4 separate regions of the Homo sapiens genome follow, and regions 2, 3 and 4 are each linked to region 1. A link is a contact called in ENCODE Hi-C data. All regions are on one chromosome and are shown on one strand. Each heading gives the region's core, a stretch centred on a gene start or an enhancer-like site at or near the end of the contact. The rest is flanking DNA. Distances are from core to core; before and after follow the strand shown.

Region 1 (3,637 bases), core at 413-2,912:
TACTAGAATCAAATATTTGACCTGACATATGACAAGGAACTAACAATATAAGCCTAGTCTACCACCATCTGGATGACCAAATTAGAATCTTAGTCTCAAGGCCGCCCCTGTTTCAGCCCTGAATGCCTCATGTAATGTACACAGGAGCCAGAACTACATTATATCTCGTTTTCAAATAGCACTGGTTACGCACCGGGCAACTGTTAACCAGGGTGGCATGTGATAATCTTCCTTGCTAACCTTGTAGGAAGTGTGCGAGCCGTTATCTTTCTGGCAAGATTTAAGTAACTCATTCCTATCTAAAAAGCATCTGTTAAAGTGGCGTCACACCCTCAACTACTTCATAAAGTTTTCTATAAAATGTTAAAATCACCAGAGTCGGACCTCTCAGTTCATCAGGCGTAAAACTGCAGTTTCCGGCTGCCAAATCCCTTAACAACGTTAACCTTTTAATCCTTCAGCCTCGTCTAGTGAAAAGCAAGTGTCACCAGATACCGCCTTCTACTTGAGAAATATAACAAGATTCTTTCTCCTGCACTTTTCCCAAATAAAAACGGCTCATATACAAAGTGAAGTCTAGGGACACCCACAGTACGGAGGGCTGCCCGGACCTGGCGGCCTTACCTGGTTGAAGTGCAGCTGGCCAGGCTCCGGGACGCCCACGCGGGAGGCGGCTCCCATCTGCTCCAGCAAGTGCTGGAGCTGCGCCGCCGACAGGCTCAGATTCGCGCCGAACACGCTCAGCACATCCTCGCTGAAGGCTAGCCCTGGCCCCTCCGCCACTCCTCCGAGGCCGGCGGCCGCCAGCAACAGGAGCCCGGCCACCGCGCGACCCGGGGCCATCCTGGCCTGGGCTTCCCCTTGAGGGCCCGCGACGGGCTGCCGCGCAGAGGGACGCGCGCGGGCGCACTGGCGTCCTTGCCCAAGGGCGGGAGCGTCAGTGCTCGGCGCTGCTCCGAGTCAGAGGTGGCGCGGGACGCCCCTGGTTCTCCGACGCCTTCGAAAGAACAGCAGCTCGCGACCTGCGGGGCATTGAAGTGGCAGCGTAGCCGAGGGGAGCGATAGGCGGAGTGGGCCCCCCGGCCTCCTGGAGAGCCTGAGATAAAGAGGACAAAGGGGGACAGAGATAAAGGCCACCAGGGCACCAGCCGGCAGGCTCCAGAAACGCTGCGTGGCAGTAGCCCTCAAACGCCCGGCCGGGCATGGGGCCAGACGCCCCGGATCCGGGTTTGCAAACGCCCCAGGATTTGCGTACATATGCTCCTCCCGGATATAAAGCCCCAAACCACGCCACTTCTTAGGAAAAACTAAAACCACACTAACTGTAGAACTCCACCTCCTCTTCCTGTCTTTCTGCTTTATTCTCTCCGCCGCAAACTTAGAAGTGAGACGTGCAGTCCCCAAGGAGCTGCAGAAAAGGGCTCTTCCGGAGTCCTGGGGATTGCGCGTTTAAAGGGGACCCTCCCTCTCCCCGGATCTTCTCTGAGCTTGGCAAGTTAATCGGAAGCACTCGCTGGCCTCTCACCTCTCCTATCTGTTTGTTTGTCTGTCTCTGCGTCTTTCTCTCTGCGTGTCAACGTAAGACTCGGTCTCTGGATCTCTCTCTCTTTCTGTCTCCCGCCCCCACAACCTCTGTATCTCTGACAGGTCCGCGGTGAAACTCCGCGATCCGCTCCGGCGCTCTTTACAAATAAGGGGAGGAGGGCCCTGTCCCCGCCTCCGTAGCACGTGGTGACCCATTTCCCCAGCCTGAACTCCCGCGCGCGTCCACGCCGGGGCGCAGGACCGCCGGCCTTCCCTCCGCGGGCGCTGCTCATTCCCAGCATCAGCCATGCCCTCTTCCCCACCCTCACTCCTGAGGGTTACCTGATGCCACCTCCGTGTCGGGGTCCCTAACTCCTCTCTGGTCTCGGGGACGCATGCATCTTTTCGTGATCTTGATGAAACCAACTTGCTGAAATGGAGCCTGGAGACCCTTGCATTGTCTACATAATTAACAGGAATTGCTTTTTTTTCTCACTTCTTAAAATCAGAGGAGAAAGAGGAAATCCAATGGTAGCGGTGGCGGGCTAGCTGAGCCAGCACTGCCCAAGCCGGCCCTTCCTGGCGGGATATCCGCAGATCAGAGGAATGTTTATTTGTTCATATGGGAGCTCAAGAAAAGCTGACTTAGGTGTGATGTCAACAGGTTTGTGTAAAGTGAGTGTGGTGTTTGAGGCAAAGTTTGTATCTGGTGGATATAGTGGTTCAAGTGTAAAGTGAAACCATGCTTCACTGTTAGATGGCTGTGAAAGGAAAATAAATCTTGAGACTTCAAAATCACCAAGCTAAAGGGAAACATCAAGAAGGGACCAGCTTAGGGCAAACCTGCCTGCCATTCTATTCAAATTCATCCCTCTGAGGCTCACCTGAGACAAATGCATATCTGATTGCTTTCTCTTCTCCATCGTTTATGCAAAAAATGCAGATTCACTGGGCCAGACTAAACTGTCTATTGAGTGGAAGGCTGATCATGGCCTCAAAAGAATGCAACCTTTTGTCTCTTGTCTATTATACTTCTAACCTGGAAGCCCCCACTTCCAATTGTCTCACCTTACTGGACTGAACCAATGTACATCTTACACATATTGATTGATGTCTCATGTCTCTCTAAAATATATAAAAGCAAACTGTACCCCCGACCACCTTGGGCACATGTCTCAGGACTTCCTGAGGCTGTGTCAGGGGCACATCCTTAACCTTGCCAAAATAAACTTTCTAAATTGACTGAGACCTGTCTCAGACATTTTGCATTCACGTGACTAAGGACAATAAAAAGAATACAAGATGCCGTTCTTGCCTTTCATCAGGAGAATGCACAGCCTCCTAAAATAGCACATTTTAAAGAGACATTAAGTCTAGACAAAGGGGAAAAGATGGGGAAAGGGAAAAAATCTTAATCTTAGAAGAGGAACCTAAAGACATAACTGCAGAAGAAAGAGACAGGTAGAGAACATTCCCAGAGGCTAAGGATCTAGGCAGACGAAGCTGAAGGATTGTCATATGGAAGAAGGTTTAACTATATTATATCTAACTTCAGAGGACAGAAGGCAGCAGTCATGGGGCAAAGTCACCCAGAGGAAGGTTTCTGTGGAATTATAAGGCATGGCTGCCTTGGAAGATAGTGATTTCTCCATGATCAAAAGTGATTCAAATCAACAGATCCTGGGTGACCGCCTTTAGTAGGTGGTAGGAGGATTCATGCCTGAAGGGAGATGAACTAAATGATCTTAATACTGTGCTCTTTCCAATTATAAAATCTACGTATTTGTTAATAATAATTTACAGAATTATGTTGATGCTAAAAGGGCAAATATTTCATCTAAGGGCCAGAAGTAAGTTAATATCACAGTTGTCCTCTTAAATCACTCAGCTCGTGGGACTCTTCAAGCCTTTCATTGGATTTTAAAATATAGTTTGTTGCCTATTTTTCCTTTGGACCTCCGTGATGCAAAATGATTTTTGGAAATTAATGAATGCTCTAAATGGCTAATCTATACCCAGCAAGTTGTTTATTTCCAGCTTTTCTAAAACTAAATTTGTCCATAAAGTGTTAGATTTTAACAAATATAAAAGGTTTTTAAAAATACAAATCTTG
Region 2 (3,637 bases), core at 534-3,033, 2.5 Mb before region 1:
TTAAAACATAAAAAGGCTGAAAAGAAAACATCCCCCTAAATATACAGGCTCATCTTAGTCATGTGTCTTCAGCAAGGATATCAAACAGCCTGTCTAAGTATAACAAAGTAAAATAAAATTTACAGCTTGAGAGAGAAACTGAAAGAAAGGGAAAATGAGAGGTAAGATCAAATGACAGCAGGAACAAAGTATTTCAAATGAATATTGTACATTTACAGGAAGCAGTACAAGCATTTGGTAATGAAGCTTCTCGATGTTTTTTTCCCCTTATTTGGGCCTGTATGCTTAGTTAGATTTACAGGATGTTAGAATTGAAAGGGAGCTCAGGGACTATTGCATTTTTCCTTTATAAATGAAGAAACTGAGGCCTGGTTAGAAATGGGGAAGCAAAAACTCACATCTCCTTTCTCAAGCTGCCTCCTAAAGAATCAATTTCTTCAAACTTTGATTTATACATGTCAACTCTTGCCCACAATACAGCACAGTATTTCACATGCCCTAGAAGTTTCCATGGTGACTAGATTGAGGCTGAGAATAATTATGGTATAATGAGTAAACACACAAATTCTAAGTTTCAACTCCAGCCTCTGCCATTTGCCGGCTCTGTGTGTCTCCTCAGGTAAGTTAAATAATCTCTCTGAGCTTCAGTTTCATCATCTTATGAAACTGATTAGATGGTAGTAGCTCATACTTTAATGACTTATTGTGAAGATTGAATGAAATTAGGCACATAGGACATTTGGAATGATTCTTAGCATAGTATAAGTATTCAATAATTATTATTCATATTTAATAAAATGCTTTTATGGTTATTAATTCCATCAGATTCTATGCAAAAGCTGTACGTTCTTTGATAAATAATAAAGAATTAGTTTAGGGACAATTGAATTTGCATTTATCAAATGTTTGTGATGTCCTCTTCAAACTTTAATCTAGTTCCATAGTGGACTCATATAAGTGGTAGAATCAAGTGAGCACTCCAAAAATAGTGACTTGACTTGGATATTTGAACAGAATTTTCTCCTACACTGACTAACTGGTATGTCTCTCCTAGTTCAGTGCACTTCACCCTATGAGACTGGAAATTAAATATTAAAACCCCTTCACATGTAAATGAACAAGGCTTAAAGTCCATTTGCAGAGCAGGTGGCAAAGAAGGAAGGAAAAAGATCTTGAATAACCCTATTCTCTCCCACCAACCCCAAGAAATCTACTTCTCATTGGAAGGAGGGGAGAGAGGAACTCATTATGCCAGTTGCAGAGCTTATTTTCTGAACCTGAGGGCAGTAATGAAACACGGATGGACATGATCTGATTTTAATTTAATTCAACAAAATGTTTTGAGTGAAATGGCCCTGTGAGCCACTGATAACATAGAAAGATAAATCAGATATTATTCTTGCCTTCAAACACCTTACAGGCTAGCTGGGGTACCTGATGAATAAGCACTGACCTCACTGCATAAAATAAATACTCTAAACAAAAGTTTTTCTTTAGGAGTTTTGTGTACCCTGTGCTACACTCTATTTCAGATACCAAACCAATGCCTAAGAATTGAGACTGTTCTTACTCTCTTTCTGAGTTCCTGCTGGAATACAAGATAAAGGGTCCTTCAATGCAATTTCATATTATTGCATACAGTTATATATGTAACTCTTACACATAACTGTAAGTTACCATTCAGTCAAAGTAAATGGAAATGCCTGCCTTGGTCCAGCTCTGATCATCTCAAAAACATACCTCCGCTAAGCATGGCTGAAACCAGGTTTCATGTCAAAGGCAGGAAACAATAGTCACCTTTACGTAGTTCAGAAACTGAAGTGAAACTTATAGCCAAGTTTCCAAGGCCTGTGGTTACTGGTCTTCCTCATTCTTCTTGCTCTGCTACCCCTGCCTCCTGTTGCCTTTTTCTAAATCTCCCAGCTGAGTCCTGGAGTTCATTTGGTCTGAATCTCAGTAACCCAGGGTCCCTTTCTTCCCGAGCTGAGGCACTAACTTGGACCTTGGAGGCAAAGTATTAAGAGTCTGTGGTAGCGACAGTAGATAAGTTTGTTTGTTTGTTTGTTTGTTTGTTTGTTTTGAGACAGAGTCTCACTCTGTTGCCAGGCTGGAGTACAGTGGCGCCATCTCGGCTCACTGCAACCTCTGACTCCCTGGTTCAAGCGATTCTCCTGTCTCAGCCTCCCGAGTAGCTGGGATTACAGGCATGCGCCACCATGCCCGGCTAATTTTTGTATTTGTAGTAGAGACGGGGTTTCATCATGTTGGCCAGGATGGTCTTGATCTCCTGACCTCATGATCCGCCCCCTCGGCCTCCAAAAGTGCTGGGATTACAGGCATGAGCCACCGCGCCCGGCTGATAAGTTTCTTTTGATTGGAAATGACAGAAACCAGCTCTGGCTAGCTGGGTTTTTTTGGTCTTGTTTTTGATTTTGTTTTTAAGTGAGTAGGGTACAAGAACAGGGAACAGGAGCAGAATTTTTTTTTTTTTTTGTGATGGGGTCTCACTCTGTTGCCCAGGCTGGAGTGCAGTGGCACGATCTCGGCTCACTGCAACCTCCGCCTCCCGGGTTAAAGGGATTCTCCTGCTTCAGCCTCCCAAGTAGCTGGGACTACAGACGCATGCCACCACGCCTGGCTAATTTTTGTATTTTTTTTAGTAAAGACGGGGTTTCACCGTGTTAGCCAGGATGGTCTCCATCTCCTGACCTTGTGATCCGTATGCCTCGGCCTCCCAAAGTGCTGGGATTACAGGCATGGGCCACCGCGCCCTGCCCAGGAGCAGAATTTTTTAAAAGGATATTAACAATATACCCTCCCAGAATTTAAGGGCAAGTTGAACAACCAAGAGACAACAAGGAATCTGCTTAGTAATCATGGCAAGTCTGAGGCTTTCAGTCAATTGATGTGTCTGTCTTGATTCATCTCTGATCGTCTCAGAAGTGTACCTCCGCTCAGCCTTTCTGAAACCAGGTTTCATGTCAAAGGCAGGAAACAATAGTCTACTTCATGTAGTTCAGAAATTGAGTTGGTGGACCTTCTCTCTAGAGAAGCAATTAAGTGGATCCCCAAGAAGTGAATCCAATTAGTGTGACCAGGTCAGGTATTCGAGGGCCGGGCCAGGTCTGGAGGTATAACATGGTTATAGGGAACCTATCTCTGTATACTGGGAGGTACAATCTCTGCAGAAGGGGAAATCATTAAGCCTCACAGCCATGCCAAGAAGTCTGTATATTGGCTCTTCCTTGGGCAAGAATAGTCATCTAAGGAGAACTGTCTTTTAGGACACCAGATTTTTATCAGTATAAGTTGCCGTTTTATAAGTACTTTGTCATCTTCATCTCACAATTTAGTTTAGCCTCATTTGTGGGGTTACTAGTTAAAATCAATCTACAGTCAGTTTTACTCTCTTGGTTGACTCAATGCCATTTTCCTTTGTTTTACTTTTGTTGAATTAAACTTTAGAGGAGGTTTTCAAAATAGAATTTGGGTTCCTCCAACAGAGATTTGAAAAGTTATGCCTGCGGTTATTGTCCTTTCTTGCCTCAGGCCTGGAGAATTGTGGACCTGGGAGGCTGGTTCATCCCAGGTTCTTTCTTGGTTCAAGCCTGCATTACTGTAGCATTCATTCATTAAT
Region 3 (3,637 bases), core at 791-3,290, 2.3 Mb before region 1:
TATATCTCACCCCTGTACCTTTCTTTTTTTTTTTCTCTTGTTGCCCAGGCTGGAGGGCAGTGGCGTGATCTTGGCTCACCGCAACCTCCACCTCCCAGATTCAAGCGATTCTCCTGCCTCAGCCTCCCGAGTAGCTGGGATTACAGGCATGCGCCACTACGCCAGGCTAATTTTGTATTTTTAGTAGAGGTGGGGTTTCTCCATGTTGGTCAGTCTGATCCCTGTGTCTTTTATACGGATACTTGTCATTGAGTTTAGGGCTTACCTGGATAATCCAGAATGATCTCATCTCGAGACCTTTAATTTAATGACATCAGCAAAATCCCTTTTTCCAAATAAGATCATGTTCATGGGTTCCAGGGGATTGGACATAGACATATCTTTCTGGGGTGTAACCATTGAATCCACTACAAAAAGCATGCTCAAAGGACTCATGAATGACAAGCTAGTCCTTGAAAACCTGTGCTGTCTGCCATTTTCCTTTTCTGTTCTGGCTGCCTGGGGTGATGTTTCCTGTCGCAGCTAATGCCGCAAGTGATAGCTCTACCTCCAGTGACCACTAAGGCAGGACAGTCAGCAAGAAAGCCAGAGATATTGTTATAGAAGAATTTTAGACAAATTCGTTTAACAGACTTTATTTGATCAAAGAACAACTCGTGAATTGAGCAATACTCAGAACCGGAAGAGGTTTTAAGAGCTCCACCCAGCAGTGTAAGCAGTAAGCTTTTATAGGATGAACACAGAAGAAAAATAGAAAAAAAATCATCTGATTGGCTTCGGCTAGGCATTTGCCTTTTTGGGCCACGGCGTGTTGAGGCATCTGCCTTATTTGAGCATGATCTGATCAGTTGGCTCCCTGTGATTGGCTTGATGGTCAGCTGTTTGTGATTGGTTGAAACTTGGCTACTCGCAAGAAGAAAATATACTCCTAAGTTAGGTTTTGGCTTGTTTATGTACTAGATTAGGTTGTGGTTTGTTATGTAGGACCTCAAAATATGAGACAGTCCCAGGCCAATGGTCTCCTGCTTATTTAATTTAACAACACAAGATTGCAAATTTCTGAAGGTGGGTCCTTAATAGCTATGCCTAGTGTGCTGTCTCTAGGCTACGCTGAAGCTTCTGGTACCTCATCTGTTAGTGGATGTTAAGTGTGGTGTTGCACTCTCTTCTTTAATTGCCGAAAGAGGAGTTAGCTTTGGGCCTCATCATTGCGAGGAAAGAACTGAGGCTTGGAGGGCTGAATTGAAGATTAATCTGAATGACTAACACTATGTTGTTTCCAAAATCACCCCCTGTTCCACTTTGAAACAAACTTGTGTTTTCTCAGTTTCTCCCCGAAAGGAAAAGTTTCTCACCAGGAGTGTCGTGGTGCTTTGTGTATATAAATCCTTGCTGGGTCCATATCTATTCTCCACACATGCCTGGAGTCGAGGCTGAATCATTTATTATTTATTCCCCAGCATGATATAGCTTTATTGCTTATGTTCACTGGGGTTTGGGAAATAAAGACTCAGGAAGCAGAAACACACCAGCTACAAGAGTCTGACATTTGTTTATGAGCAGGACAGCCTTGACTTATTATTCTACTTCTTCTCTTGCGTCTCCGGGAACAGATCTAAGAAGTGGGACCTTGTATGCAGTCACTGAGACAGCTGTTCCCATGAAAATCAGGGCTCATGGAGGACATGCAAATGCTTCTCTGTCAGTCTTCAGCCTGCTTGCTCTGCCTTCTGCTTTCCTGGTGAGGATTAAAAGAGGATTTCAGAGCTCTCCTTCAATTTGATGCCATCATTTTGATGTCTATGCCACCCGTAACTCCAATTTCTAAACTTGAGAGCTGTACAGGCCTGTTACAAAGTGGTTACCTTTTAACCACTAACTTCCGAGAAAAAACTTGGATCACTGAGGAGAGAACGAAGACAAATACAATTGAAGCCCCAGGTAGTTTTCCTGAGGCCTCATGATTTCTTTTGGCAGAGAAACCTATGATAGCTGGTGGCCACTAGGGGTCCCCAGAAGGCTTTTTTAATGAACAAGAGGCACCCGCGCTCCTCACCCCTCCCTTTCCTTCCCACAAATGCCAGGGGTAAAAACAACTTTAAGCTCTGACGTCAGCCAGCCAGGGGAGCCACCCTGTTGTGCCCATAGGTATAGCTAAGCTTCTGAGAACTGGGGCCTGGTGCTTTCCCTGGCAGCCCAATTTTCAGCTTAAATCATTGCCTTAATGTTATTTTAATGTGCTTGGGGTCCCTGGGGGACAGAGTGGGTGGCAGGGGAACAGCATTTAATTTCCTTTGGAGTTTGGAATGTGCCTGACACTTCTTAAGTACTTGAGTGAATATGAGAGTCTGTAATCCTTGCAAGAGCAAGCAACTTTGGGGGCCTTCTTATTTGGCAAGCTTCAAGACAAAGTTAAATTTTTGCTAGGAGAGAGGGAAAAAAGGAAATAAACATGTATTAAAAGTCTGATATATGCCATGGGCTTTACATTTATTATATTATTAAATCTCAAAAATAACCTCATCCAGTTGGAATTATTGTTCTAAATGCTAATATTAGGAAGGAGACATTCAGATTAAACAATTTGCCTACTGTTTACAGCTGATAAATGACCCAGGTAAGACCACAGCACTGGTCAATTAGGATCCGCAATCCAGGCTATGCTCTCAGTATCCTTCAGCCTTCTGGTTTTACTGTGAGGGCTCTCACAAAGGAATCTACTCATTGTTTTACCTGAAGCTTTTAAAGTACATAACCAAATCCAAACCTATAAAGGTGAAATAGCACTTTTCTAGATAATAAAATTAAAGCCTGAATGTAATCAAGCAAATGCTTATTAGGGATATTTTGTCCACCAGGTGCTATGTCTAATGCAGGTTCTGTTGAGGGCCTCATGTGCTTAATTCAGAGTAAAAACAAACAAACAAACAAAAAACACTAATGTTAGGGCAAATGTATTATTTTGACCAGAATGACATAGATTGGCTGTGTCCACATCAACTAAATAAAGTGAGCAATTATCTGATGAATTGCTGCTGAAGAGAAACACTTGATTCTTTACCACATTACCAAAAGGGTAGATTGACAAATAAAGAAGAATGTATCAGGCTTGAAGGTTGGCCAAAAATTGCCAGTCAATACTCTGGAAGTTTAGCAACAGGGAAATATCATAAGGGTTTATTTGAATCAGCCCTGTCACAGTGCCCAACCCAGTGCCTGGTGTAGTGTAGGCTCTCCGTGAAGGCAGAATCAACGTTGAATGATGTTTTTAAAAATGTTTATAGGCCCACTGTGAACATCCCAGTCTCCCTTCAGCTGAAGTCACTTTATGTTGACTCAAAACAATCTGCCCTCCAAACGAAAGTGTAAAATAAGAAACCAAGGCTTAGACGCTTCAAACACCAAAGCACCCTCTTCTTATATTCCTCCTAATTGTTAGTAGAGTAAGGTGTTTGGCTATTATTAGTCTCCCAGTGCTTACGTATTTGCTGGAAATATGCCTCATCCTCATGTATTACACCTTCTGCATAATCTAGTTTTATCATGTAGAAATTCCAAGGATTTATGAAGGTGAAATGACTCTGAAGTCCCTTGGATGAGGCTTATTAAGTGGCCCATTTCTTCTGAAATTCAGGGA
Region 4 (3,637 bases), core at 288-2,787, 2.1 Mb after region 1:
CAGTTCATAAAGCAAACTCCTCTAAGCAGTACTCACAATTTTTAAAAGAATGTACAGATAACCCTAAGATAACTTGTGAGAGCCACTCTCATCCTGCAACTCACTCCACAGAATATTAAAATGTTAAAGCACAGAATGCTAAACCCACCACCTACAGTCTCATGTATATATGAACATCTAATTATCTACCCTGTAAATTTTATCGAGACTAACTATAAGTACTTGTCCAGATTTCTTTGTTTAATATACCACCAAAGTCATTTACCTGTGATTTTTCATTTTTCCCCATTTTTGTTTTGATCAGGACACAATACAAAATTTTTATCAAAGGTATCAATCTCTGTATTTAGCATAATTCATAACCTAATTTAACAATTACTTTAGTGAGCATCTGTACAATATCTGTTTTAAAGACCTATAGGTAAAAGAAACTATTATTGACCATATAAGGTATCAACCAAAACTGTGCTTGGTGTATACACCAACTTTGTAACCACAAAATGGTTACTTTGTCCAATGCAGAGCCCAGGGGAAATACTTTTTTTGTAACTGAGTTTTAGAAATTATTCATTCTAAAACCACATAAAATAATTTTTAAACAAAATCACTCTTATCTGCCCTGAAATTAACTAATTGTATCCCTTTATTCTAAGTCACATCTCCTCAAAATTTGCAGGTAGAAATCCGCTTCCTACACAGTTTCAGCTTTCTCCAAAAATATCAGATACGCAGAAAATAAAATAGAAAACATTCTGCCTTGATGAGTAGAAAAATGATTCTAGAAAAGGGTAGGAAATCCCCTTCTGAATCCAGGTGTTTCAACTTCATTGAATACTGCTGTGTGGTTTGTTACCGGTTTTTTAATGAGAACAGGCTTGTGTACCACAAACTGTGTCCTCACTGTTATAAATGGGCCACTAACTTAGCCAGTAAACTTGTATAGGATGTGATGTGTCCAGTCCTTTGGGCAAGATGCCCCACCCTTTTTAATGAGGAGGAGGGGGCATTTTAAACCACCAAGGGAAAATATTGAGCATATTGAATGTGAAACTTCTGATTCTTCAATTACATTATTTTTCCCCCAGGGATAAAAAGGAGGGCACTCTCTCTATCAGAAGGGCGGTGTCACGTGAAGTGCAGCTGGTGCGGGTGGTGGAGAGGCCAAGCCTTTCGCAAACCACCTACAACTCTTACCACCTGAATGAAGCTTCTGAGAAGGGGTACTGCATCTTGAAGCCAGACAAGAATCCCTGAAGGGGAGAGGGAGTGAGGAGGGAAGGGGGGAGACTGGGAAACAAGAAATCATCTCCTCTGACCTCTAGTGAAGTGCCAGGTTTTTTCTTTAGCTCTTCACATTTTCTAAATTTGCAGATCTGGTGTCCCGTTTTGCGGTTCCTGCAACTGCTGCAGACGCCACAGTTGATGAGCCTCTTGCAGGGCACGCAGACCCCACACCTTTTCCTCTTCTTCTTGGCTGGGTTGGCTCCGCCAGCTCCCCCTGAGGAGGACGAGGAGGAGGAGGAATGATTCTGCGGGCAGTCTGCCAGATTGGCAATTTGAAACGCACTGTCTGTGACGGCTGCTGAGGCTGCTGCGGGGGAGTGAAGGGCTGTCATGACGATGACCCCTGGAGGTAATGAGATGCCCCCTAAAGCCGGGATAGCGGAAAAAGTCCCCACGCGCTCGGGGAGATTCATTATCTCTGCTTCAGCAGCGCCGCATTTGAGCTTGTTCATGCATTCCCCCGCCAAAGGTCTGCAGTGTTCAGGGGATAAGGTGGAGAGGAAATTAGTATTTGCCATTTGCAACGACGGCTCTGGCGGGCAGCCAGCTTTCCCCAGCCTCTGGGAGTCGTTTCGGTGGTGCATGCTGGTCCTGCTGCCGCCGCCGCCGCCGCCGCCGCCACCGCCGGCGGGGAGGATCGCCGAGGAGGAGGAGGCGGAGGAGGAGGCGGCGGCGGAGGAGGATTTCCTGCCGCCCCCACCACCCCCGCCCCCGCCTCCGCCGCCGCCGCCGCCGCCGCCACCCCCCCCGCCGCCGCCCCCGCCCCCGCCGCTGCCCCAGAGCATGGCGGTGGCGGCGGCGGCGGTGGCCGCGTTGTCGCAGTTCCAGGGGGACATGCCGATGCGCGCGGCGGCCGCGGCGGCGGCGGCGCTGCTGGGGAAGATGGGGGTGGTGATGCGCGCGATCTTGGCCGCCTGTGGGAAGGCGCCCCCGTTGGTCTTGTAGAAGGAGGTGGCAAAGGAGCGGTAGCGCTCCATTTCCGAGTTGTAATCCACAAGGCTGTTCAGAGCCCCCTCGGGCAAGTGGCTTTCCTTGGGCAAGCCCGGGGCCTCCGGGCTCGGCCCGGGCTCCACGCAGACATTGGTGTTCATGGTGCAGGGGGGGAAGAAGGGGTGCAGGGTGGAAGTGGGGACCGCCTGGTCCGACACCTGGGTGGAAAAGGGGGAAAGGTGGGGGGGAGGGAAGGGAGTGATGGTGGTGTTGGGGTGGGGGCCGAGGCGGGTGGGGAAAGTGGGTTCGGGTGGGGAGAGCAAGGTGAGGGCTGCTTTATTCCTCTCTGGGGCTCATTTCCACAGACGGTGAATTCCCAGGCAGCGTCTTCCTTTGCATTATCCTCCAACTGTTACAACTAAAATAAAGAAAGTCATTCCAACGAGCTGCACGAGGAAAAAGATTAAAAATAAACAACCTCCCTCACTAACCCACCGCAGACACCGAAAGCTCCCACATTCTTCCATCAGGTCGTTTGCATAAGAATCATCAAGACGTGACCCCCCCCAGCCCATCCCCCCCAACTCTCCCAACCCCCGCTCCCTCCCTCCCCACAGCAAACCACAGCTCCTCCCCCCTATTCTTATAACCCTCCTGAGAAAATGTATTAATAGCCAGGATACCCAGGGAAAGAAGGAAGACGGGGGTGACAAACGCCTAAGGAAAAGGGCAATTGGAGTGCTAAAGACATGCAAATCATGGGTGGGAGGGCGATACTACCTATAAGCAGAGGGCATTTAAACATTATGAAATGTGTGAACAAGTGCTGCCTGGGCATGCAAATGCTGTAAAGTAGAAAACAGCAATGGCCCTATGAGGAAAATGAACAGGAAATTAGCAAATGAAGTACTGAAAAAGTCTACAATACATCCGAGTATAAACTGTAAGCAAACACAATACAACTGAGAGCTAAGAGACTGCCCACATACAATCTGAACTAAAGAGGCAGGGAAAAAAGAACTACCAGCTGCCACAGTATCCTTCTGTGTCTGCGGTCATTAGTTTGAATCCCAGCACAGCTGGCTCTGTTAGGGTCTTAATTCAATGGACCAAGGACAGGTCTCAATTGTACAAGCCATTTGGTGGTGGGTCTTGGTGGGGGTAAGAGGGTGGTGTTCTACTTGATTTTTTTTAAGGTAGAAAATAAAGATAAGCCAGATAATTACATATATACATATTTATTTATATCAGCAATGTCTCAGGTTTTAAACCAAGTGCCTGCAGCCTCTATAAGAATATTCCTAATCATTCCTAATGGAGATTGCTGTCTCTTCCGAAGACAAGAGGAAAGCATGGGACTTTTTGAAAAGGATATCTCACAATCACTGATTTTTACATTGAGTAAAAGGGGGGGGGGCTTTAA

What was found. A loop is a pair of places that touch in the nucleus more often than their neighbours do. Pooled maps may share reads with other maps.
Region 2: a loop to region 1 is called in a pooled map, with 5 times the contacts of the local background. The contact joins the enhancer-like site here to the promoter of SLC39A8 in region 1. A Hi-C loop is called at or near these places in 2 of 37 single-sample maps with no recorded cell type and 10 of 50 pooled maps.
Region 3: a map of ascending aorta shows a loop between it and region 1 (3-fold over the local background). The contact joins the enhancer-like site here to the promoter of SLC39A8 in region 1. A Hi-C loop is called at or near these places in 6 of 168 maps with a recorded cell type or tissue (B cell, CD4-positive, alpha-beta T cell, CD4-positive, alpha-beta memory T cell and 3 more) and 15 of 50 pooled maps.
Region 4: a loop to region 1 is called in a pooled map, with 8 times the contacts of the local background. The contact joins the promoter of CXXC4-AS1 here to the promoter of SLC39A8 in region 1. A Hi-C loop is called at or near these places in 2 of 37 single-sample maps with no recorded cell type and 5 of 50 pooled maps.

The regions. Positions count from the first base shown.
Region 1 is chr4:102,343,820-102,347,456 of GRCh38, forward strand. It overlaps SLC39A8 (solute carrier family 39 member 8), which reads right to left and starts at 1,663. Exons shown (of 9, transcript NM_001135146.2): 1 at 1,526-1,663; 2 at 625-1,096. The coding sequence starts at 843. RefSeq lists enhancers at 186-245, 2,146-2,195 and a silencer at 716-965.
Region 2 is chr4:99,845,753-99,849,389 of GRCh38, forward strand. All of the region lies in intron 3 of DAPP1 (dual adaptor of phosphotyrosine and 3-phosphoinositides 1), which reads left to right. Among named protein-coding and RNA genes, the nearest start is that of DAPP1, 31 kb to the left of the region's middle. Within about 2 kb of position 1,784, at least 6 of the 41 ENCODE cell types and tissues checked have a DNase peak (open chromatin) inside an H3K27ac peak, as active enhancers do.
Region 3 is chr4:100,091,576-100,095,212 of GRCh38, forward strand. No RefSeq gene overlaps it. Among named protein-coding and RNA genes, the nearest start is that of DDIT4L-AS1, 97 kb to the right of the region's middle. Within about 2 kb of position 2,041, at least 7 of the 41 ENCODE cell types and tissues checked have a DNase peak (open chromatin) inside an H3K27ac peak, as active enhancers do; they include ascending aorta, where a contact is called at or near this core.
Region 4 is chr4:104,489,428-104,493,064 of GRCh38, forward strand. CXXC4-AS1 (CXXC4 antisense RNA 1) reads left to right here and starts at 1,538. Exons shown (of 10, transcript NR_125926.1): 1 at 1,538-1,633. CXXC4 (CXXC finger protein 4) reads right to left here. Exons shown (of 3, transcript NM_025212.4): 2 at 1,317-2,632. The coding sequence starts at 2,375. RefSeq lists an enhancer at 2,905-2,954.